3 separate regions of the Homo sapiens genome follow, and regions 1 and 3 are each linked to region 2. The links are chromatin contacts, found by Hi-C or POLR2A ChIA-PET in ENCODE. All regions are on one chromosome and are shown on one strand. The core of a region is the stretch at or near the end of the contact, and the rest is flanking DNA. Distances in the headings are between cores, read along the strand shown.

Region 1 (2,700 bases), core at 169-2,668, 620 kb after region 2:
TATATTTACAACTTTGATAGTTATTGCCAAATTGCCCTCACCTTCACTAACTATGGGTTAAATTTTTTTTTATTATACTTTAAGTTTTAGTGGGTTAAATTTTTTTTAACCTTTGCCAGTTGAATATATGTAAAAACAAGAGATTCTTTTACAAAATACTTATAAAGAAAAATGTTCCATCATTGAGCAATATGAAGTATATATTTCAACAGTCCAAAATACATTAGATAATTATACAATTCTTTTAGCCAAGATTGTGACTCAGGGTTGTAATATTTTCTCTCAGTATCCATTTATGAAAAACTACTGTTTATTGTTAATTGTTACTGTGTATCTAGTAATGAAAGCCCAGCCCTATTTATAGTAGAACGTGAGAGTTATCTTATGACTAAAATTGCTATGATTCATGGTACGAGACAGTCACTAAAATTTTCATCCCTGTGATTGAATAACCCAAAAGAATGCACCATGGTTGCAAAGTATAGTTGAAAAGAAGGAAGATTTTCAGAGGGGGCCATTCTCAGGGATGGGGCTGAAGCCTGACCACTGTCCACAGGACAGACGAGCACAGAATACACTTTTTAAGATTAGCACCACAATGCTTATGCAGTCTGGTAGTCAATCTTTTCTCCATCACTCAGTATCATATCATGAGCATTTTTCTATGTCATTAGTCAATAATAAAAATATTTTTTCCAGCATTATTCAGTCTTTCTCTATATTATAACCCAAGGCAGTTTTAGCTTGAGCTTTCCATTGCTGGGTAGCCCAGTGCCCTGGAATGAGAATAGACTTCAGAATTAGACTTCAGAATCTACATTCAAGTCATGCTTCTGCCAGTTAGTTATGTGATCTTAGGCAAGTTGCATAACCGGACTGAACCACATTTTCCTCTTCAGTAATCTGGGTAAAATAAAAGCCAGCTCTCCCCCACACTACGATACTGTGAGGATTAGAGGAAGTAACACAGGCAAAGTGCTTTTTTTTTTTTTTTTTTTTTTGAGACAGAGTCTTGATCTGTCACCCAGGCTGGAATGCAGTGGCATGATCTTTGCTCTCTATAGCCTCCGCCTCCTAGGTTCAAGCAATTCTCGCGCCTCAGCCTCCTGAGAAGCTGGGACTACAGGTGTCTGCCACCACACCCAGCTAATTTTTTGTATTTTTATAGAGATAGGATTTCACCATGTTGGCCAAGCTGGTCTCAGACTCCTGACCTCGGGTAATCTACCCATCTCGGCCTCCCAAGGTGCTGAGATTACAGGCTTGAACCACAGTGCCCGGCCGCAAAGTGCTTTTTGCATTGTTAAGTAGTAAGAAGTGACTCATTGCTTTAACTCAGACCCAAAGGGCCTCTCCCTGGGTCTCCTGACTCCCCCTTCTCCTTACTTGAGTGATTGAGGTCCTCTGAGAGGAACCCCCTCTTGAGCAGTGAAGACCAGACTTTTATTCTGTCACTTAAAGACTCTCACAGTCTGAACCAAACTTAGGCCCATCTGCTGATCCCGGTATCTTGCCACCATTTCAGTCCATTTCTTGTACTTTCACATAAAAGCCTAATTTTTAGGTATCTTGCTGATATTGCCATTTGCCCTTTATTTTCTCTTATGCCTGGCCCAGTGCCAACTTTCTTGTGAGGACTTCCCTGACATCGAAGACTACTATGGTTTACTCCTCTGGGCTCACACAGCACTTGGTCTCTATTGCTGACCTATACATGGTTATCACATAGTTCAAGAATTCCTTGACTCTTGGGGCATAGTTGTCACCTTTTAGGTAGTCTGCTAATCCTATGACTCCTCTCTATTTTTTCAAGACTTGCCTCTTACGCAGCAACCCTATTTGGCCACAGCTGATGGACAAGGGTGAACCCCTGGGCCAATAAGATTCTCTCTTCAGGGACTTTAGAATTGACAGCCAGGATGTTGGTCAGTATTGCTGGAAGTGAGAACACGGCCTTCAGGAGTTGACTCAGCCTTTGTGAAGTGCCCATTTTTGGCCCACCCAGGTACACAGAGGTAGAGAATGTTGTCTGCCAAGGAGATCCAAAAGCAATGAACAGACACCAGAAGCCACGTAACCCAGTGAGAGAAAATGACTGAAAGAAAGCACCTTGGTATCTGAAAGCTTTCTAATTCAGGGTTCCAGTGCTTGAGAGGCCCAGCTATAGTTTCAGCAGCTTTGGGCTCTGTGAACTATCCCTGTATAAATAAATGTCTCCCTTGTGTTTAAGAAAGATGGGTATCATAAAATCATGTGAATGTTCGGTAATAGAGACACATCCAAAGTTTCACGGGGCACCTGGAGGTGAGGGAAAGTAGTCAGGAATGGCTTTCTGTAGAAGGTGATGTTGGTTGGACCAGTAGGGAGGGCACTTCAGACAGCGAGAACAGCATAAGCAATGCTGGGAGCTGCAAGCAGTTCAGTGTTGCTGGCACATAAAGGCATGGACTGGCCAGGAGTGAGGCTGGCCGGAGAGGGTGGCCAGGGGCCCAGTCAGGAGCATCTTGGGTGCCATGGGAAGGAGCCTGGACTTTATCCTGCAGGTCAGGGGTTCTCAACCATGTTTGCACATTAGGATTTCCTGGGAAATTTTAAAAAGAAATATGGTTTCTTTCTCCCATCCAGTCCACTTAAATCAGAATCTCTGGGAATGGAAGCAGGAACTGATTTTTTTTTTTTTTAAGGGCCCAGGTGATTCTA
Region 2 (2,700 bases), core at 60-2,559:
ACCCTAGATGGCAATGGAATAATTTCATAGTGCTTTTACAACAGGCAATATCTACGTCAGTGGATGGTTCATCTAAGGTCAACCTGGTTCAGGAAAGATATGCAAAGGAGAGCTTCATCCACCTCTTCTCCCAACCCTACATTTCCAGTGGTTGTTTTGTTCCTTCTTTGCAGTGGCTCCCGTCCTGTCTAATTTAAGCAAAATTTCAGTGTAGTACCTCCATTAACTGATACTTTTTATAAAGCAAATTGGGAAGCCAAAAGAATAACAGGAGAATGATCAAGATTTGAGAATTAAAAAAAATTGAATTAAGATGCAAGTAAACACAGTGGGAGAGGGGGATGGCGAGTCAATTGTATATAGTATATGTGTATGTATAAAACGCTTCTTTTCTGCCTCATTCACTCTCTTTAGACTGCATAAGCTAAAATGAGTAAGTTCTGACTCAGAAACAGGGTCAAAGATATATATTTTTTCTCCTTTGTCATCAAAAGAAGACCTGACCACGTGCACAGTGTATAAAGGATGCCAGTGGGAAGATTAACTTTACTGTCAGGCATTGTAAGGAAACAGAAACTCACATATGGTGAGATGGTAAAGGAGTTCAAGAGGAATTCATGGTAATATAATATGAGGAATGGGGCTACAATTGCGTCCCCAATGAGACTATAGAAGGCACACAATCCAGGCCAGTGCGATTTAACATCATGAAATAATCTCCAAAAATTAAAATCAAATAAGGTAGCATTTTACTCTCTTCTTGTAAATTTTATACCATTTTAATTTTTACTGGAGGCCTGCTGCTGACAAGGGTGTTTAAAAGAGATCCCCCTGGGTATTTTAGAGCTCCTTAACTGGATGGCAAGGACCAAATAAATGCCTTGTGCTTTTCTGCCCCACCTGTGCCTGCACCTGAGCTGCGCACGCGGTGGCACTGAGCCCTCGACTCACTCATTTGACAGGTGGAGGTGGGATGGGGAAGGCCGGAGACCGACCAACCCCAAAGGCGGTAGCGTGTGGAGCCGAACGCGGGAGGGGGTCGGCTGAGGCGGATTGAGGGGGGGGACGCCGAGGTGCGGCGACAGGACGCGGAGGACGAAAGACCTCAAGCAGCGGTGGCCGGCAAATGAGGTGGGCACTGGGGGACCCACCCTGCGAGGAGGCGGGGGCGGGGACGGGGGGCGCGGCGCGGCAGGGCGGGGCGGCAGCCGGGAAGCCCTCCTTCCCCGCGGCGGAGGTGACTGGCGGGCGGGGGGCGGGGGGCGGGGGGCGGGAGACGCTCTGTCCCACGCTTTCCCAGCGCTCGGTGGTTTAAAGATGGCGGCGGCGGTGGCGGCGGCGGCGGCGGCGGCGTTGGGGGCGCGGAGCCGCGACAGGAGGAGGGAAAAGCAGAATCTGTGAGTCGCCTGGAGGCAGCGCGGCGGCTGCCGTGAGGAGGCCGGGTGCGGAGCCGCCGGTGGCCCAGCCACTCAGGGCCAGGGCCTGGGCTGGGAGGGAGAGACCGGAGCAGCGCCAGGAGCCCGAGGCCGGAGCCGAGGAGGAATGTGACCAGGGGTCGGCGGGGGCGCGGGAGTACGCGAGAGCAGGGATGGGGCAGCAGGTGGGCCGCGTCGGGGAAGCTCCGGGGCTCCAGCAGCCTCAGCCCCGCGGGATCCGGGGCAGCAGTGCAGCCAGGCCCTCCGGCCGCAGGCGGGACCCGGCGGGGCGCACCACAGAGACCGGCTTCAATATCTTCACCCAGCATGGTGAGTGTGTCTGGGAGCCGGCATGAGAGCGTGGGGGAGGCCGGGGGTGGGGTCGGGGCGGGGTGGGTGGCGGACGGGCTGCCCGAGGGGTCGGAGGGTGGAAGGTGCCTGAGAGTGGGGGCGGAATCCGCTGCCATCTGGTCCAGTCCTGGGAGGCGAGTCACACCCCTCCCCCCTCGCGTCTCTAGCCTGGCTGGCAGATCCCGGGGGCGGAGAAGGAAAGAGAAGTGGGTTTGGGGACCCTGGATGGTCTGTCCTCTACTCTGGGACGGGACTATGCGGCTGCAGAAAGAAAGTGAATGGCAGCTTCAGGAGAGGGAAGGATGAAGGGCAGTATTAGCTCAGTCCCAGAGGTGGGAGCATAAACCCGTCGTTAGTGAAGGGGAAATGGGTTGTATCCTAAGGGATTGGGAAATGGGAACTGAATTTCAGGAGATTGTGGAGTACAAGGTATGTGTTTACGTTAGGTGATGAGCAGTGTCAGGATAGTGAACTGTGGACAGTGTCAAATGCTTTTCTGTAGGGAAGATGAAGTTAGCATCATCTTATCACTTTTGACATGCTTTTGTGGTTTATTTTGTTTTGTATTTCGTTTTTACTAGAAATGAAAGGCTTTGCCAAAGCCTCTGTACTATGCTTCAGAGTAGGACACACAATTCTGAGATTGCTGGCAAGGGCTAGAGGTTGGTGGGCATGGTTAGGACGTCAGTCAGGATATGAACAAGTTTTCCTTTGTAGTGTGTGCGTGTGCCCATATACATACATACATGTATGTATGCTCCCTGTAGTCTGAAACCTATTATTTTGATCTCATTGTCAATGTATTTTTAGAATAGTTGTCTCCAAACTTTTTTTGTCTTGTTTTTTTGTTTTGTTTTTGTTTTTGTTTTTTTTGAGACAGAGTCTCGCTTTGGTCCCCATGATGGAGTGCAATGGCGGGATGTCGGCTCACTGC
Region 3 (2,700 bases), core at 112-2,611, 930 kb before region 2:
GATGTGTGACACCACAGGAATCTTTAAATTGTGGAAAGGAAACTATGAGACAATGTATGCCGAGTACTTAGTAAGGTGCCTGAAATGATAGGTGCTCCGTAAATATTAATTACTATTATTACCATATTTCCTCGACTCTAAGTCTTAAGTGTTTCAAAATTTTAGCATTTCTGTAATAGAGTTCACCTTCAAATCTTTATACATGTAGTGGTTTTTTCCTATCCTTCTACCCCTTGGGCTGTCATAAAATGAACAGTGTGTCTCACAGTTGATGGTGTCTTGGAATTCAGGAAATATAGTTTTGGTGCCCCAACCAGGGATTGGGAACATGGAGCAAGAGCCAAACACGCACCAAAGGCCTCTGGGTGCATGGGTTTAAAATATAAGGGTCTGAGCGGGGGAAGAGAGAGAAGGATGTGGCCCAGAAGCTAAGGAGCTGGAGGCGGCAGGTCAGGAGAGGCCCGGAACAGAGATAGGAAAACTGCCAGGTGGACATACCCACATCAAAGACAAAAATGAGAAAGGAAGTCTATGTACCACCTGGTCAACCAGTCGAGGGAGTGGAGAAAGGTGGCAGGGAGGCAAAATGGATGTCCGTTCCCTTTTCTCCCCAGCACTGACCCACAGCAGCTAGGGAACCTGGCAGGAAGATGACATGGGTCCCTGGACGAGAGGAAGAGGACTGCCACAAGGCTGGCCCAGGAAACGGTAAGGTGTCAGCGGACCATGCGGAGGAAGGAACAAAGGAGACCTCTCGCAGGGAAGGAGGCAGTAACCTGGCGGGGGACGAACCGGGCGAGCAGGGCAGGTCTGGGGGCCCAGGCCGCGGAGAGGGAAAGAAGCTCGGGATGAGGGCCAAGAGGAAAAGGCAAGGGAGCGGGAGGCAAAAATGGAGCTGAGAAACATGAAGGTGGTGGGCGTGGGATGCGCGGAGAGGAAGAGGTGGGCGGAGGTGACTGGAAGAGGGACGCGCTCCCGGAGTAGGAGGCTGCCCACCGGGCAGGTGGAGGGGTCCGGGCGGCGGGGCACGGGGGAGCGGGCCGCCCCCGCTTCTCACCTTTGACGTCTTCGGCCAGCGCCTTCCACGTCGGGGCGAAGGCGATGCAGTGGCCGCACCAGGAGGCGAAGAACTCCACGGCCCAGGCGCTGCGGGAGCCCAGCACCGCGCCGCGCACCGTGTCCGCCTGCAGCAGCGTCAGCGGGTCGGAAGGCGAATAGAGCGCCGACCGCGGGGCCGCGTTAGCGCCGGGAACCGCGAGCAGCCACAGCAGCAGCAGCAGCAGCGACGGCGGCGGCCCGGAGCCGCTGTTGCACCTCCTCATCCTCGGCGCTGCGCTCACCACCACACGCAAGCACCGGATGAGTCGGGTCCCGGCGCCGCGGCACCGCCTGCCTCCGCCCGCAAGGAGGAGCCACGTGGCCCCGCCCCTGAGCCCCCGCCCCCGAGCCCCCGCCCCCGAGGCCGGCCCAGCCACCCCGCCCCGCCGGCCGCTCCTGGGCGCGGGAGCGGGCGGGGCTGAGCTTGTTGCAGGGGCTGGCCCTGGCCGGGTGGTGAGCCATCCTTTCGCGGTCCGCCGAGGCCTCGGAGCAGCGCGACCCGGGTTCCCGCCTCAGGCCCCAGGAGGCGAGGTGTACAGTCCGGTAAAGGAATGGAGCGCCCGCCGAGCGGTCGCTGCGGGGGTAGCCTCGCGGAGGTTGTTTGGCCTCTCACGGCCCCCGTATCCAACGGAAGAGGAGTCCGTTGGAATAGACGACCCGGATTTCGGCTGTTGTAGGGCAGTTCCTGGGCTCCCGCGGAGCGATGAGACGTTGTGAATTAGATGTGAGAAGAGGGACGCTTGGTCTGCGACCACCAAGACCCCACAGGATCGATGCACCCACCCCTGCTGATGACCATGACCATCTAAAGGGGAACATCATTTGAGGGGCCCTACTCATGGATCAGAAGCCCCTCTTCACTGTGGGGTGTGCTGGGTTGGCGGGCAGTTGCCGTGGAATCAGTTTCCTCAGGACCCATATCTGACCACCCTCATAAGGTTGTCAGGGCGATTCCAACATTCGGGGTTCCCAGCAGCCCAGATCCCCCACATCCAGCTCTTCAGCCTACTCAGAGCTCTCCACGCTCACTCACATGTCCCTCTCGCAAGTAGCCCGATCAACTCACCTGGTGTCATGGGCACTAAGGTGTTAATGGATTTTCTCTGGTCACCTTTGCAGCTCCACTGTTTTGAGTGAGTTATTTTAAGGGGAGAAGGTGCTCCTCAGACGGTTGTCACAGTGATATTTTTCCTTTGTGACTGCCAGGTTAGCCCCTTTCACCTGTAAGAGCTTTGAGCCTAGATTTGTTATTCATTTATTCAAGTTTTACTGAGTGGTGTCATGCCAGGCACTTGTTTAGGTATAAGGATAAGGCAGTAAACAAAATATAGACTCTAGGGACGTGGAACTTACATTCCAGTGGGGGTAAAGAGATGATACATAAGTAAATGTAGATCAGATGGTGACCGATGTTATGAAGAAATGTAGACTGGGGTAAGAATAGAGTGGCAGAGGAGGTGCTATTTTACACACGAAGATCAGGGACAGGTCTACCCTTAATATTTGCAAGAACTGAGTCAGTAGTACAAATGGAGGCCCACATATCATGTCTACATATTTTAAAACTACAAATTAAACGGTGATGTAAAATTCCTATCCTTT

Evidence for each region. A loop is a pair of places that touch in the nucleus more often than their neighbours do. ChIA-PET counts read pairs that join two places held with the same protein, here RNA polymerase II (POLR2A). Pooled maps may share reads with other maps.
Region 1: a map with no recorded cell type shows a loop between it and region 2 (4-fold over the local background). The contact joins the enhancer-like site here to the promoter of ABL2 in region 2. A Hi-C loop is called at or near these places in 1 of 37 single-sample maps with no recorded cell type and 2 of 50 pooled maps. POLR2A ChIA-PET finds 5 or more read pairs at or near these places in 1 of 52 experiments (B cell).
Region 3: a map of CD4-positive, alpha-beta T cell shows a loop between it and region 2 (3-fold over the local background). The contact joins the promoter of QSOX1 here to the promoter of ABL2 in region 2. A Hi-C loop is called at or near these places in 1 of 168 maps with a recorded cell type or tissue (CD4-positive, alpha-beta T cell), 1 of 37 single-sample maps with no recorded cell type and 5 of 50 pooled maps.

Annotation. Positions count from the first base shown.
Region 1 is chr1:178,606,834-178,609,533 of GRCh38, reverse strand. No RefSeq gene overlaps it. Among named protein-coding and RNA genes, the nearest start is that of C1orf220, 65 kb to the right of the region's middle. RefSeq lists an enhancer at 1,130-1,209. Within about 2 kb of position 1,418, at least 9 of the 41 ENCODE cell types and tissues checked have a DNase peak (open chromatin) inside an H3K27ac peak, as active enhancers do; they include B cell, where a contact is called at or near this core.
Region 2 is chr1:179,228,286-179,230,985 of GRCh38, reverse strand. It overlaps ABL2 (ABL proto-oncogene 2, non-receptor tyrosine kinase), which reads left to right and starts at 1,309. Exons shown (of 12, transcript NM_007314.4): 1 at 1,309-1,745. The coding sequence starts at 1,589. RefSeq lists a silencer at 1,394-1,803 and an enhancer at 1,259-2,015.
Region 3 is chr1:180,153,530-180,156,229 of GRCh38, reverse strand. It overlaps QSOX1 (quiescin sulfhydryl oxidase 1), which reads right to left and starts at 1,361. Exons shown (of 12, transcript NM_002826.5): 1 at 1,058-1,361. The coding sequence starts at 1,322. LOC105371636 (a long non-coding RNA gene) reads left to right here and starts at 1,392. Exons shown (of 2, transcript XR_001738314.3): 1 at 1,392-2,231. RefSeq lists an enhancer at 1,087-1,186 and a silencer at 1,367-1,686.